Regions from separate parts of the Homo sapiens genome. Here regions 2 and 3 are each linked to region 1. Evidence: chromatin loops called from intact Hi-C (ENCODE). Cell type or tissue: PC-3. All regions are shown on one strand.

Region 1 (8,000 bases):
TTCTTTAAGAAAATAAGATGAACAAATCATTGCCAGCTGTTCAAATGATAAATACTCCGATCAAATAAGTATTGCTCTATTAAATTAATTAATGGGACCATTAGTCAAATTAATTTAACTATTAACTATCATAGTGTTAGACTATGCTTGTCTCTCTTCCCTTGTAAGTTTTGATTATGCAAATTTTAATAAAATTCACTGTAAAAGTATTTTGCCTTTGAAACTTTTTTAAAAAGTTACTATTGTAGCATATGCAACTGCCTTTAGCTAATATCCTCTTCCCACCTCCAAAATTTAATCATACTGTACCTCGAGCAGGAAGCCCTGAAGTCTGTAAATAAGCTTAGCAAAGGCCTGACATGTAAGCATACAAATGTTAGTTGCTTGTCATTCTGAATCTTTTGTGCCATTTGATTTTCTTTACATATGCAGCAACTTTCCCACCAAAAAGTAAACAAACAGAAACAGCTAGGCAAAAATAAATAGCTAGCTAGGTTAGCTAGCTACATTGATAGAGAGAGAGCAAACAAATTATCTAATGATTGAACAGTCTTGCTGGCTCTTTGTTTACCCCTCCAGATCAGTCACCACATCCCTCCACTCAGTTCTGTGCTATGGGAGTCTGACCTTATAGATTGCATCAGCTGCACCCAGCGCCCTCTGGCTTCCAATTTAGTTTGTTTAATGGAAGGTACAGACTGGCTAGCAGAGGAAAGTTCCCTCCCTACTGGGCCTTAGGTGGCAGTTGCTGGGTTTCTCTTCCAATGGACTTCCAGGAGGTCTTGTCTTTCAGCTATCCTAGCCTAAGGGTAGTGCTGGCTCTTTGCTCCTACTATTTACACTTTCTTTGGCTGGTCCACATCCTTGTTGGCATTGACAGTCTCTAACTTCAGCTCTTGTGATAGACGTGTATCTGTATTTCACTGTACTTTAATTTGCAATTCTCTAATCAATTGTACCTAGCCATTTGCACATCCCTTTTGTTATCCTTATTGATCATTGGAATACACTCTCTTGTGAGGAGTCTTTGCCTGTTTTCTAAAAAAATCAATTGTCAGGTGAGGCGCGGTGGCTCACACCTGTAATCCCAGCACTTTGGGAGGCCAAGGTGGGTGGATAGCGAGGTGAAGAGATGGAGACCATCCTGGCCAACATGGTGAAACCCCGTCTCTACTAAAAATACAAAAATTAGCCGGGCGTGGTGGTGCGTGCCTGTAGTCCCAGCTACTCGGGAGGCTGAAGCAGGAGAATCGCTTGAACCCGGGAGGTGGAGGTGGCAGTGAGCCGAGAGCCTCAGGTTGGCGACAGAGTGAGACTCCATCTAAACCAAAAAAACAAAAAACAAAAAATCAATTGTCAGTCTTTTTATTATTATTGTTTTGTAGGAGCTCTTTATTCTGAATACAATTTATCAAATATGAGTCTATGCTTTGCTTTTTAACACTTAATGTTAAAATGTATTTGAATAAAAATAAATTCTTAATTTTAATGCAGTTCACTTATAATCTTTTTTGTATGGTGTGAGTTTTCACACTGTTCGAGAAATCTTTGTTTAAGAAGATCTTCATGAAACACCAACTATTTAAAGGTCTTAAAGATTTTCCCCTATTTTCTTCAGGAAGAATTATTGTTTTTCTTTTTATATTTAGGTATATGATATACCCCTAATTTTTGCCTATCCCATATATCGTAGGTCAAAGTACATATTTCCCATATAGATTTCCAGTTGACCTAGATCTTTCTAACTCGCAGAACTGCGACAATGCTTTTGTCACATATCATCTCATATATCATGTATGGAACTGTCTCTGGGCTCTATATTTTAGTTCATTGGTATGATTGTGCTTGTACTAATCTTACATTGTCTTAATTGCTGTGCTTTTGTAACAGGTCTTTACATCTGGTACTGTATAGCTTTCATTTGTTCTCTTTTGAGATTACCATAAGTATACTGGATCTGCATTATAGAAAGTGCACAAATTTTCAAAAAAAGATGGAATTTTGATTGAGATTGTATTCAAGCCATAGATCAATTTTGGAAAAATTGACATAAAAAAGATTGAGTTCCAAATTTTCCTTCCATCCTGTAGGTTGCCTTCCATCCTGTAGGTTGCCTTAAACACAGCCTTAGCTGCATTCCATATGTTTTAAAATATATGTGAATAACCTTTTCTTTATTGGAAACCCCTTTCAGTGGTTCAAATATCCTGCAAGTAGATATATAGTTAATAATTGCCTACTACGAGTGAAGCACAAGGTCCAAGATTGAATAATTTTAAATGATATTTTGGAAGAATATGGAGAGGAGATATTAGAGAGGAGTATAAAAGAGCTAACTTTTCATCTTATTTACTAGGAAGACAACAGATGACATTTAAGACAAAAAATAAGGAAATATTAGGATAAACATGATATTTTCAAATACATAGGTAAATACCAGAAAATAAGAAACTTTTAAAAAGCTAAAATTGACTAGCCCAGGTAAACAGAAATAGTGAGTACCAAAAAGTGAGTCAGAGGGCTTTTTTTCCTACTGCATAACTCTAATTTTTTAGTTCCATACATGTAGTTGTTTGACAATAAACATCATTTTTATTTAATTTATTAAAAAGACTTTTAAAGAAGATAGAATTTTGTGAAAGATTTGATATTTTCCTTGAAGAACACAATGTTTTAAGCCTAAAATATAGCTAAAATACATTTATGCCACAACATTTCCTTAAGGAAATTGTGTTTCTCAGAAAACACTGAAATGTCTAATTTCTTCTCACACCTGATTTGTTAACGACTAGTTGCAATATAACATTATACTCAAATTCTAAGTTGTCCAAACAAGCACAAGTCTGAAGTCTAAAATTAGCTACTATCTATTGGATTGTGGCCCAGGTAAATTCGTTTGTTCAGTGAAGCAAAAATACTATACATGTGGAATAGTTTAAATATTATTTTTTAAATGTATTATTATTCTTGTATGTATTTGGCTTATGTTTCAAAAGGAAATAAAGCATAGAAAAATGCACAGTTCACTACTGCCCTCTGCTGCATGGAAAGGTGAAGAGAAAAGTGCTAAGAGAAGACCTGCTACCTGGCCTGCAGTGATCTGATTTGGGAATTCAAGCCATGTCATGTCTTCTAGTAAAATGACTCCACCAGCCATTCTCTCTGTAAAATATGCTGACTGAGAGTCCTTGCAAAATGGACCTTGGATTAAACTGCTAGTATTTTTAGAACACCTTCAGATTTTGAGAGAAAAGAGAGTCATTTAAGAAAATAATTCATCAGACAAGATGTTCATGAAGCAGCTACTATTTCAGAGACAGCTCGGGAAGAAAAGTATCTTATTACTACTAGGTCAGTATGGCCAGTCAATGATAAAATCCTATTGTTATAAACTGACATAAGCCAATTTGATCCTTTAGAAGCTATGAAGTCTTTTTTCAGTATGTGTTAAAAGACTCCAGCTATGGGAAGGGAAGACTACATCCCTCTCATTAACAGGCAGCCTGCTGCAATAGGAGCAAATCTTTAACCGTTTTCTGCCAAACATAATGTTTATTGGCAAACAGGAAGAAGAAGTTATCCAACCTAGTCATGCAAGCTGGGAGGTTTCTCTGTCCTCAGGCACTCCCACAAGCAAATGTCAATGCCAATCTTTCAGCAGAATTGGCCAACTCTCTTGTGAGGCCACAAAATGACTCCTCTGTGAAATAAAGTAGGATAGTGGTGGGGGGAGTGGGAGGCAGAACCAAATATAGCATCTACTCTGAAAGACAAAAATATTTTCTTACATTGACAAAGTAATATTATCTTACATAATAAAACTAAAAATTATTTCTGAGTGTTATCTCACTCCTGATTCTTTTAAAATCCTTTGCAACATTTAAACTGTGTCCCTTAATGCCTTTCTGGTGATGACGTCACTTGCTGGATGGTCTTCTACCAGCAGGGATTTCCCACATTGGTTGGGAATATATTCTTGGGTCCTTTATTTTGAGGCTGATGAAATGATCTCATTTTTTTTGTCAGGTAAGGTGACAAATTTCTCTGTGATAGGAGTGGGGATACTGGACAAAACAGAGCTTTGGTTTTGAGCACTTTTTCAGATATCTGTTGGTCATTTGCATGTGACCTTTAAAAAAAGGTTTATTCAGGCCCTTCACCCACATTTTTATTTAGGTGCTTGTGTTTGTTCGCATGTTTTTCTATTGATTTTCGTGACTTCCTTACGTATTTCGGCTATTAGTCATGTATTGTATATATGGTTTGTAAATATTTTCTTCCATCCTGTAGGTTGCCTTTTCATTTTGTTGTTTGTTTCCTGTGCTGTGCAAACACTTTGTAGTTTGATGTAGACCCACTTGTTTATATTTGTTTTTCATTACCTATGCTTTGAGGGTCATATTCATAAAATCATTGTCAAGACTAATGTCATGAAGCTTTTCTTGTGTTTTCCTCTAGGATATTTACGACTTCAGATATTATGTATGTATAAGGCTATTTTGAGTTGAACTTTGTGTATTGTGTAAGATAAGAATCCAATTTTATTCTCTTGCATATGGTTATCTGGTTTTCCAAGCACCATTTACTGAAGAGACTATGCTTTCCCCTTGTGTATCCTTAGTACTTTTGTACCCATGCATGGCTTTATTTCTGAACTCTCCATTCTATTCTGTTGGTTTATGTGTTGGTTTTTGTGACAGTAACATACAGTTTTGATTACTGTAGCTTTATAATGTATGAAAAAGTGCTGTGCTCAACATCATTAATCATCAGGAAAATGCAAATCAAAACCACAATGAGGCATCACCTCACACTTCTTAGGATGGCTATTATCAAAAAGCCAAATGACAAGTGTTGGCAAGAATGTGGAGAAAAGAAACCCTTATACTGTTGATAGGATTCTAAATTGCTATAGCTATTATAAAAAAGAGTATACAGGTTCCTCAAAAAATTAAAAATAGAGCTACAATATGATCCAGCAATCCCACCTCACTGCTGAGTATGTATCCAAAGGAATTAAAAACAGTTCTTGAAAATATATCTTCACTTCTATTTTCACTGCAGTTTATTCACAATAGCCAAAAGGGAAACAACTTGTGTCCATTGATGAATGAATGGATAAAGAAAAAATGGTGTGTGTGTATTTATATTTATGTTTATATACAATGAAATATTATTCAACCTTAAAAGAGAAGGAAATCCTGCCATGGATGAACTTAGAGGACATTATCCTAAGTGAAATAAGCCAGACACTGCAAGACAAATACCACATGATCTCACTTACATGTGGAATCTGAAGAGAAACTCATAGAAACAGAGACTGGAGATGGTTGCCAAGGGCTGGGGGATTAGGGAAAGGGGGGATTGGTCAAAGAGTACAAGCTTTCAGTATAAGATGAATAAATTCTGGAGATCAAATGTACAGCATGGTAACTATAGTTAATAATAATAATAATAATAATAATAATAATAATATTAGTCTGGTGCAGAAGTAATTGCAGTTTGCCATTACTTTCAGTGGCAACATTAGATACTTGAAATTTGGTAAAAATAGATCTTAAAGGTTCTCAGCACTACAAACAAAAAAATATAACTCTGTGGAGTGATGAATATGTTAGCTTGATTGTGGTAATCACTTTACAGTGTGTATGTATATTAAAATATCACCTTGTACACTTTAAATTTATACAATTTTTATTTCTCAATTATATTTCAATAAAGCTGAGATAAAACCACAACAAAACAAACAGAGCTCTGGGAATTACAGATTCTACTATCCTGGATTCTTACATTTTATTCCTGCAATGTGATGGTCCAAAGTGGCTGAGGACAGAGATCAGTGACTTCCTTGAGTTTACAAAAAATAAGATGTATTATGGTTTTGTGTCTCCTTTCCAATAATTATTTGATATTTGACAGATACGGGTTTCGACTTGCTTTTACTACAGCGTCCCTCTGGTAAAGTGTCTATGAAGAAGCTTCTAAAAGCTGGAGGGATTGATACCTGTTCCCTCCAAAAGAAAAACCCTGATGACTTATAATGGTTGTCCTTGCTTAAAAGGACAAATGCATTATTATTATTAATAGATGATGTGAGTGATTTCAAAAGATATTGGAGCTATTGTGAACAATAACAGCAAACTTGGAATATTCTTGTAAGATAACCAGAAGGTAAAGTACAACTACAAAGCAATACATCAAAAACAATATATCTAACTATGCTAATATTAAAAGATGAGTCAAAATCAGAGAATAATGGAATTGATCAGAGAAAATTAGCTAGAGATGAGTGTTTGGTCAGATCTTAAAGGAAGGAAGAAATATGATTGACTCGACAGAATCAGATTGCAAGAACAATCTCTAATGTGTTAGAGAGATTGAAGAAATTCTTTAGGTAGGAATACTAGGATAATACAGATAAGCCATGAAGATGAAAACTACAGAGTACATAAAGAGAATCTAATGAAATGAGGATGTCTGGTACCTAAGCCCTTGAAAGATGATTTTGATGCTAGCAATACATGTAATCTCTGAAGTAACTCCACTATACAACTTTCCAGCAAAAGGTGACAAAATCCCCTTTCAAGTTGAAAAATTTTAGAATGTTTTAGTTATATAGAATAGAATGCATTAAAATTATATTTTGGCATATACTTGTATTTGTATTTTAAATGAAAATATAAAATCTTAAGTGCTGAAAAATCAATGTAGCATGTTAATACATGGAAGAAGAACAGACACAATTGTTAGAGGAAATACAAGGACTACTACAGTGATCAATAACATGAACAATGAATTGTATATTTCCTTCCAGGCAAAGAAACAAAACCAATGAAGCAATTTACTGAGGAATTACTCTAGTGGGAAAAGATCAAGGGGTTTTAATGTGCTTCAAAGGTGGGGTTCATTATGGTGCTGCTAATTCAGGATTGAAAACCATATCCTGGATAAGACTGAATGAGTTCCTAAGTCAGTATTTAATTGGTTTTTGAAAATTCCTATTGTTTTTTGTTCAGGAAAGAGCCTTCAGTTAGGTCTGCTGAGGTTCTAGTGTACTGATAACTCTCAAAGTTCTTTGTCATTTATCACCTTCAGCTGGAGGGGCTCTCAGCTCGTAGTCATTTTCCAGGTTCAGTGAGTTGTGATGAAATACAGAATTCAGTTTTGGTATCTTTTAGTCAAGTGCTGCTTTAAGTAGAAAGATCTTTTACATAATGTTAAATTATCTGAATTGGATTTCTGTGTGGTTAAATTTCTCTCTTATGTCTTCATCTTCCCCACCTCCTATACCGCATGGTGCAAAACAAATAAGGTTGGCAGAACACAGACCATATCAGGTATAATTTCTGGTAAAGGTACCATGAATAAAACGTCCAGCTATACAGCTACAAGGTTCAATGCTTCACATTTCTATACCTTAAATCTATTATAGGATGGTGTGGAATTATAATGCTTTCCATTTGCTGGAAATGCATGCATTTGCATGCATCTGGAATAATTTGTTCCATCTGTTCTCATACAATTTATTAGATTTATCGAAACCATGAAGTTAAATTTGGATTCCTGGAAAAGGAACTATTAGGAATTAACATGAATTTATAATAATGCTCAATTCTATACCTCTTTCCTTTGACCAGAATAAATTAGCTAGTTTCACATTGCCTAATGCTAACATTTAAAATGTCAGAAAGTATGTCCCTTCCTTATTCAGATTGATGTGGAAATGTAATCTGTAATCAAAAGCACGGTGATTCAACTTCTCCTTACTGGAGAGGCACCAACGATTGATGTCTTCCATAGGGGGTTACATTCCCTTATGATGCTTGCTAACTGGCATTTTGAAATGCCACGTTTCATATATATGCCCTATTTTAATTCAGAGACTAACAAAGTTAAAAAATGCAAGGAATTATATGTCAATAGTCAATACCAAATGCAAGATTTTCCCTTAAATGCCAGCCCATCCACTAATTTTCTACAAGAGACTTAATAAACAAAGT
Region 2 (8,000 bases), 74 kb after region 1:
CCAGCTGTGCAATCTAAACAGATGGTTGCATTTGGGATTCTAGTTATTTCAGTTACAATGTGGAGGAAAGGATCTCTAAAGTCATGCAAAGATTTTGGCTTAGTGTGTAAATCCAGCATTCAGTTAAATTTTCTGTGAAAGCTATTATTGACTGTTAGATTATTTATTTATTTATTTATTTATTTATTTATTTGAGACGGAGTTTTGCTCTTATCGCCCAGGCTGGAGTGCAATGGTACAATCTTAGCTCACTGCAACCTCTGCCTCCGTGGTTGAAGCGATTGTCCTGCCTCAGCCTCCTGAGTAGCTGGGATTATGGGCACCTGCCACCACACCCAGCTAATTTTTGAATATTTTTAATTTTGAATTTTTTTAAAATACAGCCTGTGTTTCGCCATGTTGGCCAGGCTAGTCTCGCACTCCTGACCTCAGGTGATCCACCCTCCTCGGCCTCCCAAAATGCTGGGATTATAGGCATGAGCTACCATGCCCAACCCGTTAGATTCCATGCAAAGATAAAAAGGAGGAGCAAGAAATAGGAGAGGAAAAGAAATAGGGGGTTCATGATGGAGAGAGGAGGTTCTTGGGAAAGCTGTTTACATTTAAGATGTCATCTGCTTCTGGAGAAAGATCTTTCTGGTCAGCTTTATCTTTAGATTACCAACTGGCATGTAGTTCCATAAATTGAGGGGGCCCCCCTCCAGTTGAGAGACATAGATCTAAGATTCAAGGCCTTGAAGTTTTGCTGGAGTGTGAATTATGAGAAAAACTTAGTATGTTCCCTTTCAACAAGGTTCAAGGGTAGTCTTTCTTTGATATCGTTTCCAAAAGACCCAGTCTCCAGGTTCTAGATGGTGGAAAATCTGATCATGAATCAGTGAGTCACAGAAGCTTATTTAACCTAATGAAAATATGCATTGGCATAATGTATCAAAGCCTCACAATATTGAGTCATGTCAGCGATTACAAATATAAGAAATACATGAGGTTTTATCATGAAGGGCACAGGTATTCCAGTTACTATTTTATAAAGGTGTCAGCTTGCGCATTGCAGTAGGGGTAGATTTAATTATCATTAAAGTCAGTGGTAAAACTTTTGGTGACGGCAATCCAATGAATTCCGTTAATATAGCCAAATTTAGTTTTAGGATACCATTTGTCCATTCAACCTTTACAGAAGACTAGGATGGTAAAGACAATGAGAATGTCATCTTGTTTGTAAAACTTTATTTAATTGTTTAATAATTTGTCCAGTAAAATGAGTTCTCCTATCATTGGAAATCTCTCCAAGGACACTTCATGAAGGAAATACATTTTCTAGTATATACAGATGGATAGATAGATATAGATAGATAGATAGATAGATAGATAGATAGATAGACAGATAATTTGCCACTGTTGTGGCATCAACCTTCCTGCATGGAAAGGCTCCAATCTATCCTGAGAACAGGCATACAGTTACATAACATACTGATAAGCCATGGAGGATAGCAGATAAATGAAGTTTATTTGTAGGGGTGAAAATGATCTTGCAGATACTAAACATGTACCACCTGGAACCTTAATGGCTTTTCTCAAATTAGGAATATGACAAATCAGACACTAGTTATAAACCTTTTTTGCAACTTTAGAACAATAACCCCCATACTTTTTCATAATCTGGACCGTTTTGACTATATTATGGTGAGTTATGTAGTGTAGATCTTTTAATAGTGGCTATTTTGAAGACTCAGTGATGACAAGGTGTCCATCTGGGCTCTCAGTGAGTTCACATTTAGTGTTAAATTTGAATCTTTTAAGTGTCAATTTTCTTTTCTTTTCTAATTCAGGTGCACAGCATCAATTATTGAATAAATTATCATAGGTGGTTATTTGATTGGAATCAATCTTATGGAATTCTTTAGATTGCATACCGTATTACTTATTAATTGAAAATGGAAGTCGGGTAGAGCATTTTCTTGATATTCAGTTTCAGTTTTATAAAAAGCTTCAATTTTACTAATAGCAACTTGTGAGGGCAACAAAGTAACAGAAAGAAGCCCGTACACTTGGGGTATATTTTTAATGGGGATCCCATTAGAAGTGAAAAATCCTCTTTGTTTGCATAGCACACCAAAACCATGGACTATAGAAAAACAAGAAAGATAGAAAACATCATGAGTCAAGAGTTCAAATTAAAAAATGAGGAAAAAAAGCATTTTTCTCACAAAAAAAGTATAAAAGGCATGAATCAATGAAATTTATTTTGTGTTGTCTACCATTTTATTGCTACAACATCAGGCACTAACATGTAGTACTCAATAAATATTTGTTGAATTAATAAAGAAGAGCAGTCCATTTGTGATACCAACAGAAATAGACAGCAGGATGTTGACCCATATGTTTTTAATGGCCTGCCCACTATGTGTAATTATTGGACTAAAGCATCAGGAAATTGAGAGCTTCTTCAGGGAAAAAATACCAACATTTGCATACCGAAGAAGATATTTATTAAAACTGGGAAAAACTAAGATATCAAGCAAACTGAGGAAGAAATCTCACAGAATCCATAGAAGGGATGGCTTGACCTTCTTTTAAAACCCTGTGGCTGGATAAATGTCTGCACAAGGAGAATGCAAAGGCCTTACTTCACATATTTTATCCCAATCCAGCCTAACCCTCTAGATGTCATGAAATAAGTTAATGCCACTGAGACACATGCTGAAGTAGACCAGTCTCTTCTTCGTCCTGCCTCTATCCCCAGTCACAAGGCTGACTGCTGAAAAGTCCCTGACCTATTCTAATGACTTAGAACTGAACCAAAACTTCTAGTGCTATGCAAATCAGAACAGATGTAGGGGCTTCTCCAGGTCCAGATGAATGTTAATTTCTAAAGTGAAGCCTCAACTGACTTTTTTTTTTTTTTTGAGGGAAAGTGGATGTTTCTGTTAGAATTCTGTTCTAAAGCAAGAAAATCTAAAATAATGATTTTTTAAAACTAGACACTGTTTTTTCTTTCACTTAAAAGAAGGCTTGAGCTTCACTAATCACCAGGGATGCTGGCTCCTGTCACCTTGCAACTCTGTCATCCTCAACATGTGGCTTTCTCCTCGTGGTCCAGTGTAGCTGCTGGAACTCCAGCCATCATGTCACATTTCAACCAATAGGAAGAAGGAGAAAAGAAAAGCACCCCACCCCCCTTCCAGAACACTTCTCTAAACTTATACATAACACTTCTCTTCAAATCCCACTGGCCAAAGTTTAGACACAGAACCATAACTAGCTGCAAAAGACCAGAAAATAAATATGTAATCCAGGTGGCCGGGATTGCAGTGGCAAATGAGAAGTTCGGATAAACATGAAGAAAGAGAACCTACATATTTAGTCACAACTAGGAGCTTCTGCCATAGAAAGCAAAAACAGTCTTCTGGGACATTCTCTCCATAGTACTGAGTCTTCTACTTGCCTCAGTTAGGAATCTCAAAAGGACAGCTGAGCTTGGAGCCCTGCAACATGCTCTTTGGAATAAAGCTGCCATGACTCATTCTGTACCCAACCGGTATCCTCAACAACGGCCAGTATGAATCTAGGCTTGACTTTATGACAAATAGAATAACATGAGAACCTCAATTATTTAAAATATTTTATAAAAACCTTAAAATATGATTGATAGTGAGTCATTTTATTATCTCTGTACCTGGAATAGGAAGTGGACACATAAGCTTTTAACAGACACAAAACGGACTTCTTCCTGTTTATCTTTCCTTCTGTCTCTACATTCCTTTGCTTGATGAGTAAACAATCCCAGAATTTCAGGGATCACCAAAAACAGGGGTCAATAAACTGTAATCTGCTGTCCAATTTTGGCCTACTACTTGTTCTTGTAAATAAAGTTTTATTAGAACACAAACAAACCCATGCATGTACATATTCTCTGTGGCTGCCTTCACACTACAACAGCAAAACTGAACAGTTGTGACAGAGCCAATTTGACCCACAGAATCTAAAATGCTTACTATCTGACCCTTACAGAAAAAGTTCGCCAATCCCTAGCTTAGAATCCTAGAGCTGGAAACACTCTAGAAATGATCTAGTGCAAGGGTTCTCATCTTTTATCCCACCAGAAATATAGTACTTCCTTTTTTCTCCTAAAGCCTTTCACTTTAAAAGATTGTTTTGTAATTATTAACAAACTATATTTATTAACTAAATAATTTAATGCATATAATGACTTTCAATCAGAATAGTTCCTCAGCATGAGACAACTTGTGGGCCTACATTAAGCTGCTATTATTGTCATAAAAAGTAAAGAACATTTTATTTCAGACCATGTGTCCTAATAGAGGGAGGCATAACTGACCTCAATTAAGCTTTATTTAAAATGTAATAAAGTGTTCAGATTCTCCTTATGTCCTAAAGAAGTCAAAGAGGCTTGGGGACCCCAAATTGAGGTTCAGAATAGGTAATAAAACCAGCCTAGAGAGCTTCTTGCTTAATGTCACCAAGTAAGATTTAACAGTGATTAAGGCCCTGTCATTCTGACTCACCTTTCCATTTATTGCCTTCCCAGCTGCACAAATAAATGAGAAAACAGAAAATAATAAGTAAGCCTCCTACCACCTCACTAAAATATACATCAGTACACAACATGTATTTCTCAGAAAACCAAGGCCCTTGTGAAAAGATCAGGGTGGGTCCAAACCTGAGAAACTAACAAATCTGTTGGAAAGTCATTTAATCAGAATCAAATGTTCTATTTCTTACTTTAAATGTATCATGGAGTTGTTTTGTTGTTCATTTGTTTATGGAGAAATAGTGTACTAGCAAGATGAAAACAAGCATCCATCCATCCATGTATTGAGTTAAATCTTGGTTTAATTTACTAGAGATATGAATAAGTAAAAACCAACAAAGAAAGAGATTTTTTTCTCTTTAAATTTTCTGTTAACCATAATACTAAGAAATTCTAGTGAGCACCTAACTCAAGCTCCAAAAGAAGAAGACATCCAGTTATTCTCATTAGGGTCTTGGCCAAGTAAGGGAAGGGAGAGCTTGGAGAAGGAAGCAGGAGACATGGGTATTAGGAGCTCCAGAATTATGGAAAAATCATTTACTCTCCCATAAAATGACAAAGATAAATTATAATGCATTGTAGAATATGTTCATCCAGGAAACTCAGCTTCAACCAACAGCTGATTGAAAATATTTGAAAAAAAGTTTTAAAAACCACAACAATAAAAAATACAAATTTAAAAACAATACAGCATATCAAACATTTACATAGCGTTTATACTAGGTATTATAAGTGATTTAGAGATGATTTAAAGTATACAGGAGGATGTGCACAGGTTATATGCAAATACTACACCATTTTATATAAGGGATTTGAGCATCCTTGGATTTTGGTACCCATGGGGTTCTGGAACCAATCTCCCATGGATACTGAGGTATGACTGTACAGTGATATTTCTGCTAAATCATACTGCTAACTTCTCAAATTTCATCCAAGGAATCAAACTTATTTGATAACTATCTCTGTAATATATATACATGACTTTTGATAATATTATCATTATTTAATACTTATATTTTAAAGTAATTTATATACCTAGTACCTCAGTTTTATTTATGTATTAAATGCTTAACCAATTGTTTTCATACTTACCAGTGCTCAGCACTGTAAAAGGTGCTAAGGAAAAATTCTTCAAGATAAAATCGTCTCTGCCCTCAAGCAATTTGTAATCTATGAGTGGGTAGGTAATATTATTTCCCTCTGATAGATGAAGTAACAGAAACATGTGAGGGTACATGATTTCCATAGCCACACAAGTAGAATGAGGCAGACTTTAAGCTAGAAGTCCAAGCTTCTGGCTGCAGTTCACATCTTCTTATCACAAACTGAAATTGGGTTTGCTTAATATATTATTTCATAGCTTCCCTCCACCCACTATCATATGCAATGCAAAATAAAGATTATATTTAAGTCTAAAACAAAACTTTTACATACACTTGTTGAAATTAAAATTGCTTCAACACAGTACAATAATTGTGTAACTCAGACTAGAATAGGACTGGAACAAAAAATAGCAATTCCCTGAAGCTAATGATGTAATGGTCATAACTAAATTATTTAACTGATATATGTGTTTTTAGGATTAAAAGAGAACATTTTTCAGTCTAATCCCACCATTTCATATCTGTTTGGCCTAAACATATCCAGGAAAAATGACAGGCTGATTGATCCTAGTGATGAATTTGGAAATTCGGTTTATTTATAACTCTTCTTTTGCCTCTTCTATTTTTATAGTTTTACAAATCATTTTGTGAGCCCAGTGCATAGTTCAGGTGCCTTTAATTGTCTGAACCTTAATATCTTATGCAAATATATCATGTTTATGAGGTATCATTATCTAAAGCAAACCCATCAACTAAAAGGGCATTTACTTTTTGGGGAGAGGAAATATAACTTTATACCTAATTGTTATCTCAACATTTAAAAAATCCATAAGAACATAAAAAAATAATTATCTGAGCATCCTATCCATATGCTGTCAAATTTCTAGATATTGAAAACTTCCACAGTTGTCTGAATTATCCTGTTCATTTTTAATGTATCATTTGCATTAAATTATAAGACTGCCTACTGTCAAAATATTCAAAGTTTTGATTAGGGAATAGTTGCTATCACAATAAATTGTGCCTTAGCAACAATGTGAGATCTTTATGGACTAAACACAAATAATTCAAAACTGAAACATGTAAAATATGTTCATCACCATCATTAAATGGCATCAGACAGGATTTTCCAATTTGTGATGATTGTTCATAAAATTTAAACAAAAGCAAAATAATAGCATTGAACAATTTTCTGTGAGGTATGTTCTATAATACCTTTACCTGAATTTAAATAAACACAGTAATAATTAGTTGAAAAAAATCAATAACATTGATTTATTTCCCTGCTCCTAGCTTGTTTCACATACTCTTAAGAGCAGTAATGTGTCTTATTGCTTTTTTTATGACAATTTGTTTTAAGATTCTATTCAACATTCAAATATTCTTGGCATTAGAGAATTGAGAAAATATTAATTCAAAGATAAAAGTTTTCCTTTTATTTCAAAGTAGTTCATTATTTATTATCCTACAATCATTTTATGTGTGATTATTTTAATGCAAGAAAAGAAAGATCTAAAGAAATCAATGTGCCTGTGAGGCACTGCTGCCTTTAATTTGTCAATGTCCAAATTAAAACATTAATTTCTGTAGATTTTATTTCAATGAAAGTCACCTTTTTTGGATGTTTTTAGAGTTTTTGTGCTTTGTAGTTTGCACAAAGACATAGTTTCATTTATTTCTATAGCCCTGATGAAATAAAAAATAAAAATATTCTTCTTAGCTATCCCTACAACTTTGAAGAGCTATTTATATCAAAATTTAATTCAGTAACTCCTACGTGATAGTAAAATCCACATCTTTCCTGTTTTCCTCCCTTTCCTAACTTTTGGCCTCTCTCGAAGGAGGTCCACATTAACTTTAGTTCAACTACTCCAGAATACTGCATTATCAAAACTCTCCATCAATAATAAACATTCCGTAGGCCTATGTATTCCCAAGAGCTTTGAGCCTTCAAGTTGATCACTGTGACGTGTACTCAAGTAAAAAATAAAAATAAAAAAAATAAAAAAAGACAAGTATCTATTAAAAAAAACTATCTTTTCAAACCATTCAATAGCATTAAACTTGATTCTCAGAAACTACCTAGGGATAGTTGGCTGTGTTAGTCAGGATTCTCCAGATAAGCAGAGCAAATAGGACATATAGAAATATATAAATAAAGAGATATATAATTATAGGAATTGGCTCATGTGATTAGAAAGGCCAAGAAGTCCCACTATTTGCTGTCTGCAAGCTGGAGAATCAGGAAAGCCAGTGGTATAATTCAGTGTCCTATGGCCTGAGAATCAAGAGCTCCAATGTCTGTGGACAGAAGATGGATGTCCCAGCTCAAGGAGAGATAAAGA
Region 3 (8,000 bases), 240 kb before region 1:
GCTTCCAGTTAAATTGAACCCTTCACAATTTTTTAATGCCCTTCTTTGTCTTTTTTGATCTTTGTTAGTTTAAAGTCTGTTTTGCCAGAGACTAGAATTGCAGCCCTTGCTTTTTTCTGCTTTCCATTTGCTTGGTAATTTTCCTCCAACACTTTATTTTGAGTCTATGTGTGTCTTTGCACATGAGATGGGTCTCTTGAATACAGCACACCAGTGGATGGTTTTTCCTTTCCATATTTAGTGCTTCCTTCAGGAGCTCTTGCAAGGCAGGCCTAGTGGTCACGAATTCCCTCAGCATTTGCTTGCCTAAGAAGGATTTTATTTCTCCTTCACTTATGAAGCTCAGTTTGACTGAATATGAAATTCTGAGTTGGAAATTCTTTTCTTTAATAATAATGAATATTGGCCCCCAGTCTCTTCTGGATTGTAGGGTTTCTGCTGAGAGGGCTGCTGTTAGTCTAATGGGCTTCCCTTTGTAGGTGACCTGGCCTTTCTTTGCCTTTCTTTCTGGCTACCCTTAATGTTTTTTTCTTCATTTTGACCTTGGAGAATTTGATAATTATGTGTCTTGCAGTTGATCTTCTCATGGAGTATCTTACTGGGATTCTCTGGATTTCCTGAATTTGAATGTGGGCCTGTCTTGCTAGGTTGGAGTAGTTCTCCTCGATGATATCCTGAAGTACATTTTCCAACTTGGTTCCGTGCTCCCCATCCCTTTCAGGTACCCCAATCAGTCATAGGTTTGGTCTTTTTAAATAATCCCATAGTTCTTGGAAGTTTTGTTTGTTCCTTTTTATTCTTTTTTTCTCTAATCTTGTATGCCTGTCTTATTTCAGCAAGATAGCCTTCAAGCTCTGAAATTCTTTCCTCCACTTGGTCTATTCGGTTATTGATATTTGTGGTTGCATTGTGAAGTTCTCATGTTGTGTTTTTCAGTTCCATCAGATCATTTATATTCCTCTCTAAACTGGTTATTCTGGTTAACACTTCTGTAATGTTTTATCATGTTTCTTTACTTCTTTGCATTGGGTTAGTACATGTTCCTTTAGCTCAGCAAAGTTTATTACTATCCATCTTCTGAAGCCTACATCTGTCAGTTTATCCATTTCAGCCTTTGCCCAGTCCTGTATCCTTGCTGGAGAGGTATTGCGATCATTTAGAGGAGAAGAGGAACTCTGGCATTTTTTTGCATTTTCAGCATTTCTTTCATTGATTCTTTCTCATCTTCATGAGTTTGTCTAGCTTCGATCTTTGAGGCTGCTGATCTTTGGACGGGGTTTTTGTGGGGTCTTTTGTGTTGATGTTGTTTTTGTTGCTTTCTGTTTGTTTTTCTTTTAACAGTCAGGCCTTTCTTTCATAGGGCTGCTGCAGTTTGCTGGGGGTCCACTCCAGATCCTATTCTCCTGGGTCCCTCCTGTACCTGGAGGTGTCACTAGTGTAGGTGCCTCCCTTGGCTGGGGGTGGGAGCTTCTCTTGCCCTGTGTGGCTCCTGGGTGGGCCATCACACTGCCTAGCTTTCCTTGCTCTCTGTGGTTGCGCCAACTGCCTATCAGTCTCATTGACGGAACCTGGATATCTTAGTTACTGGTGCAGGATTCACTTGCTGTTTTTATTCTTCTTGATGGGCGCCTTTGACCAGAGCTGTTTCTAGTTGGCCATCTTGGCCCAAAGAGTGAAGGATTCTACAGCAGGGAATCACATAATGAAAGTGTGCATTTTGGGAGGTATGGAAAAATGAAGAGGTAGGCTCACAGTTGATAGTTTATTTAAGAATCAATAATAATTTATGTGAAAACAACAATGACAGTGACAGCAGAAAAAAAGTAAAGTTGAGAGCCAATAAGGTCAAATTCAATGATACTTTTCAAACTGTATATTGCTACCAATTAGTGAGTGGTAAAACTAGTTTTGTGGGCCTTACCTAGTATTTTCTGTTTGTCTGCATTTGTGTTGTTCATTTTATGATCTTTTTCCATATCTATATGTAGTAATAAAATATTTGATATTTATGCTTTTACTTTATCAGACATAAAAATAAATATTCTTTTATAAAACCTTGTTCCATTTATATGCATATGTATGGAGTGTCTCTGTGTGTATGTGTGTGTGTGTGTATGTGTACTAGGTGAGCATAGAATATGTATTTCAGAGACAGAATACTGTAAAGGCTAAGTCAAGAGCATGAAAATTGGACCACATTGCCTGATACGTGACGTTAGTAAACTTACTTAATTATTTTCTTTTTTTTTTGCCTCAGATTCCTTATCTGTAAAATGAGATATCTGTAAAATGAGATAGGGAACGAGTCACCTACATTTTTAGGAAGATTTTACTTGGTAACCTGTATCAGGTCTATATATGTTATTCCTTTCGTGTTTTTCTCCAATATTATACAATTTTTCAGCCAGAAATTTTTCTGTAAGGCATTAGGTCTATGATAATAAATCTTTCTCACATGAAATATACCTGTGAATTTGCCTTAGTGGTTTGTTGACTCAAATAAACACGCAAAAATATAAGAAAGTTACAAAATAAGACTACTATTGAAAGAAGAGAGCATAAGGAATCTATAAAAAGTCTTCTAAATTTTCCTAGAAGCAATAGAATCTTGGATTAAATTTTACTTTATATATGTGAATATTTATTTATTTATTTATTTATTTATTTATTTTAGAGGTAGGAGTTTTAAATGGTAAAGTGGAAACAGAGGCATCAATTTTATTTCCTTTTTTTTTCTTTTGAGATGGAGTCTGGCTCTGTTGCCCAGGCTGGAGTGCAGTGGCGCGATCTCAGCTCACTACAACCTCCACCTCCTGGGTTCAAGTGATTCTCCTGCCTCAGCTTCCCGTAGCTGGGATTACAGGCGCCCACCACCACACATGGCTAATTTTTGTATTTTTGGTAGAGATAGGGTTTCACTATGTTGGCCAGGCTAGTCTTGAACTCCTGACCTCAGGTGATGTGCCCGCCTCAGCCTCCCAAAGTACTGGGATTACAGGCATGAGCCACAGCACCCGGCTGAGAATTTACTTATGATAGGAAAAAAAATGATTTAAGAAAAATGTTATTTGGTTCTTAAAACACCATTGATAGTTAAAATGAAGTACAAAAGAATCCACCTATCTCCCTTGACTATGTAAGAAGTTCTAGCTTAAGGCTCTATTTATTTCAGAACAATTATCTAAACTTGGAGCATTGGTGTTAATTTAGTCTCCAGCTAAAGGTTAACTTCAGCTGTGATAGGAACAAATAAGTAAGCACATATTTCTTTCTTTTCACTTGACTTGGGCTGGGTGTACTTTGATGGTGGAGGAGGGTGCAGGTGCCTGTGGATACAAATGACAGAAGAGATCAGCCATTAAGGATTTAAAGACCCTAACTTGTGTATGTTGCGCCCTCTGCTGGTTACTAAAAACCAGAGTCAAGAAGTGTCTATGGACAATGAAGTAAAAAAATCTATAAATATTCTTAGTACTCTCAAATATGCATTCATTGTAGAATGGGCATTAAACTTTTTTTCTACATCAAATTAGGGTATTCAGAGGATTACAGCTCTTTTATTTGTAATGCATAATTCAGTTTACACATGACTTTGGTTGGCTATGGCTAACACATAGAAACAGCACAACAGAAAAGCTGGTTATGTGGAAATACAACTTTCAAAACAGTTAAAATGGGAATTATTTATTTGAATAACAAAAACTATAATTATGTGTTTCCTTTAAATAACCACTTCTCATAGAGATATGTAAAATGTTTAAATTATGTTATTCTACTTATATTAAATACTTATAATAGTTTAATTCAAATGCACAGTTGAAAAATACCTCCATTGGGGGAAGAAACCATTTTAGGACTCCACATACATTATGTTGACTCATTTCTTACATGGAGAGGAAGCAAGCAACCAGGAAACCAGATTGAGAAACTGAGTTAGAGTTAAGTAAGTCCTGTCCTCGCATGAAGAAGAGCTACCTCAACACCTCTTGCCTCAGTTGGAATTAGTCCAGGGCATTGGACCAGTGTTGAGTTCATAGGTGAGCACCAGGTAGCTCAAACTGTGGGGCTCAGGTGGAAGCACTGGCAAACTTGATGCCTGTGCCTGAAATCCATTCTCTCTGAATGCCTTTCTGATTTCCTACGGGGAGAGTTAATAAGAATGCCTTTCCTTTACTTATTAAAAAGATGAGGTACAAATTATATGTGACTTAGACACTTTTCATCAAAGACCACAAAGAAGAAGAATTCATTCTGGCCCTACCCTTTTGAGGTAAGTGTTCACTTTTATTGTAATCACAATTACTATAAAGTAACTGCAGAAGTTAGCATTGATCCTAAAGCGTATATTGAAGCTAGAACATGAGGGAACAGGGACTAATCTCTCACAGTGGTCTACAAATTACAGATCTTATTGAATACTCTCTCTCCAGTGTGCATATATGGCCACTATTTTAACTGTTAAAGAGACTTCCAGTCACACACTGGAGGGGGAAAAAGACAGAGTAATATCCAGAAAAACAGCACACTAGACTCCATTCTGACCACAAGTCCCTGGATATGGCTGCCAGTGACGTGAATGAAAGAGACTCATGCCAGTAGAAACAAGGCCATGGGCAGGGAGATGTCTTAGCACTACTTAAGGCAAGTCATGGTGGGAGGAGTCAGCCAGGCAGTCAACATTTACCTTTGCCTGTAGTGCAAAAGCAAAATCAGACAGTGATGAATATTTTTTTCTTTTTAGAGAAAGGAATAAACAAGGAGAAGGAGTGATTGTCATTCTTTTAAGACCTGGAATAGGAGAGAGAGATTCACATACCATGTAGTGTGTGTGTCTGTGTGTGTGTGTTTACACACACCTACACATGAGCAGCAGAAACATATTAGCAACTCATTAGTAACATGTCCTTTACTAAATATTAGGGCCTCATTTCTTTCTCTGTAAAAATAAGAGGTTAGGTTAGTTAAATGTAGTATAGGCCTTAAAGTCTATGAGTCTGTACATCCAGCCAATTTTACTTGTTTATAAAAATGTTTTGGAGGAAAAGCTGAAAATATTATGAAATTGGCAGTGACAGGAATCAGCCAATCTCTCTCAAGGAAGTTTCATGAAGGAAATGTATCTATGTTTATTTGTTTGTTTGTTTTTTGAGACGGAGTCTCATTCTGTCGCCAGGCTGGAGTGCAGTGGCACGATCTTGGCTCACTGCAACTTCCGCCTCTGGGTTCAAGTGATTCTCCTGCCTCAGCCTCCTGAGTAGCTGGGACTACAGGCACGCGCCACCATGTCCAGTTAATTTTTGTATTTTTAGTAGAGACAGGGTTTCACCATGTTGGCCAGGATGGTCTCTATCTCTTGACCTCGTGATCCAAGTGCCTTGGTCTCCCAGAGTGCTGGGATTACAGGTGTGAGTCACGGTGTCCGGCTGTGGACCTATGTTTATGAAGATTCTTATCTAAATTTGGCACCTAATACATAAATTATCAGAATCTAGATAACCAACAGAAAGGTTTTCTTTGAATTATTTTTAAAAATAAGTTGACAAAACCTTAAATAGAGTTTTAAAAGAAAGGAGAAGCTGAGTTTGAGAGGATTGGGGTGGGTATGACAAGCAAGGGAAATGACATAGTTTAGAATTTTAAAGAGGGAAGTTCACTTGAAATTAATGAATGCAGTTTTCTACTCAGACACAATTCCAGTCATGAAAAACCTGGATATATTTTAGGGGAAATTATCCACAAACTACAATAAAACCATCATTCCATTAAATAATGTTAACTAACTAGTATTAAGACTTGAGAGTGACAGTGAGTGAGTGTTAGCCAGGTAAATAAAGGTAGAAAAGGCACTCCAGAAAGAGGAAACACCACAACCAAAGGCAAGAAGATTTCAAGAGGCACGGAGGGTGGGGGGCATTGCAGGCATTTCCATATTATGAAAACATAGATTATGAAATAGGGAATAGTGTAGTGGCAAATATAACTGAAATGGTGGTATTTATGTCATGTTCTATGCCAAGCTAAGAATCTTGAGATTTATTCCATTGCTAGTAAGGGCCTTAAGCAAGCTAGTAGTACAGCACAATTAAAGCAACCCAGCCAGAGCACGGAGGCTGTATTTGAAGGCAGCAGGGCTAGAAGCAGGCTCTTTTAATAGCCAAGTAATGATTCTTAAGTTGGGATCTAGGCACAAATAGAAGGCAAAGAGGAGAAGGAGGACATGAATAGGAATTTTCAGAACATAAAAACAGCAGAATTTGCTTAATTGTTTGGTTCTATAAAACAATAGAGAAAACTCCCCAGATTTTTGATTCCAGTAACCATTGACAGAGATCAGGAACATAGGGAAACAACAGGGCGGTGGATGAAGAAGAATATGATGAGTATGCACATGACTGTGGCTGTGTTGAACATGGATTGCATGTGAGTTATCTAGATGACTATGCCTAATAGATGCCATGTTTAAAGAACAGAGGCTCAGAGACAAAATAAATTGACAATCACTATCAAAGATTGAATACTACCTAAACACAGTGTTTAAATTATTGGATAGAATTTCATTTAAATTCAATACAATTTAAACTTTTTTGTATGGTTGTTTGTTTGTTTTTGTCATCACTCAATAGACAAACTCATGAAAAAATTAGGTAAATTACAAGCAAAATATGGAAATTTCGTTTTTCAGCACAACTGAATTTTATGAGCAATTTGGTTGCCCCTACTGTCTAAAGCATTTCGCACATTGTAAATATTCAAGTAATGGTGACTATGACTATTAGCTAGAATTTAACATCAATTTGGGACTGGGAAAAAAGTTGGAAACGTGACAATACTTGTTTCTTCCAATAGTAAAGCCTAGAAAATCCCACATGTGAATTATGCAATTAATTATTGTTTTCATAATTAGGTGTCTAGTGGAGTGAGAATGAGAAGAATAGACAGAGCTGGGTTAAGGGAGAGGACACTTCAAAAACAGATGGATTTTGTTGGTTTTGAAAGTATTTCAAAGAAGCAAATGGAGAATACCTGCAAAGACAGAAGGAGACAGATGGAAAAGGCACTTGTGTGTAGCCAAGGAGTATGGACTTGATCTTGTAGGCTGTCACTGTTTAAACATAGAGAGACTTGAACAGATATGGATGTTTTGGTTTTGTTTCTTATTTTGATTATGGCATCTATATAAAGGAACATTGAAGCAGTGAGAATTAGCCAGGTAAAGTTATGAGCAGAGAGAAACAGGGACTAAGGTAACAAGAATGAAGTGGGAGCATGATTAAAAAGACTTTTGGGAGGAAAATCTATAGTAAATGTTGTCTGACTCAGTATAAGGATTGTGGAAGATGGAATTATATCTGAAAGCTCTACTTTGAGATGAAATAGTTTCTTGATAATGCATATTTACTTCACTTTCTTCAAACTTTGCTGTGAAAAATTTAATCAATTTCTTCCTATGTGATAGATGAATGATTGACACTTTTAATTTTTGCATTTCTCATTACTAGATAAGAAAACTCAAATCATATCATTGTTCTCACAGATTTTCATATAGAATGTTAATTCTGAATTAGATGATTCTCCTTAGCATAAGACTTTTATTATGTCTTTTTATGATCCTTGATTCCATTAATATCACTGTTGATACTTTTTTCTTGGTTGTACAAAAATTGTAATATTTGTTTAATGCAGAAATGTTATAAGTAAAAGCGTTGAGTTAAAGTTAGCAAGATTAGGCTGGGTGCAGTGGCTCACACCTGTAATCCCAGCACTTTGGGTGGCCGAGGTCAGGAGTTCGACACCAGCCTGGCCAACGTGGGGAAACACTGCCTCTACTAAAAATACAAAAATGAGCCGGGCATGGTGGCAGGCGCCTGTAGTCCCAGCTACTCGGGAGGCTGAGGCAGGAGAATTGCTTGAACCCAGGAGATGGAGGTTGCGGTGAGCTGAGATCATGCCATTGCACTCCAGCCTGGGTGACAAGAGCAAAAACTCCATCTCAGAAAAAA

The links. Hi-C counts contacts between places; a loop is a spot of excess contacts. Peaks named below come from ENCODE experiments on the same cell type or tissue, not always from the same donor. Only the 100,000 strongest peaks of a DNase experiment are listed, where the experiment ranks them.
Region 2: it touches region 1 in a loop (6-fold over the local background); 2 of 110 quality-filtered maps call a loop at or near these places.
Region 3: it touches region 1 in a loop (7-fold over the local background); 21 of 110 quality-filtered maps call a loop at or near these places.

The regions. Positions count from the first base shown.
Region 1 is chr5:39,709,325-39,717,324 of GRCh38, reverse strand. No RefSeq gene overlaps it. Among named protein-coding and RNA genes, the nearest start is that of LINC02104, 190 kb to the right of the region's middle. In PC-3, CTCF peaks have their summits at 670 and 3,054 (motif pointing left); DNase peaks (open chromatin) are centred at 654, 3,064, 3,604 and 4,224; H3K4me3 peaks cover 1,654 bases; H3K27ac peaks cover 3,385 bases.
Region 2 is chr5:39,635,529-39,643,528 of GRCh38, reverse strand. No RefSeq gene overlaps it. Among named protein-coding and RNA genes, the nearest start is that of LINC02104, 120 kb to the right of the region's middle. In PC-3, no CTCF peak of the experiment used is centred here; DNase peaks (open chromatin) are centred at 3,638 and 4,508; H3K4me3 peaks cover 363 bases; H3K27ac peaks cover 3,026 bases.
Region 3 is chr5:39,944,467-39,952,466 of GRCh38, reverse strand. No RefSeq gene overlaps it. Among named protein-coding and RNA genes, the nearest start is that of LINC00603, 100 kb to the left of the region's middle. In PC-3, a CTCF peak has its summit at 3,398 (motif pointing left); a DNase peak (open chromatin) is centred at 3,386.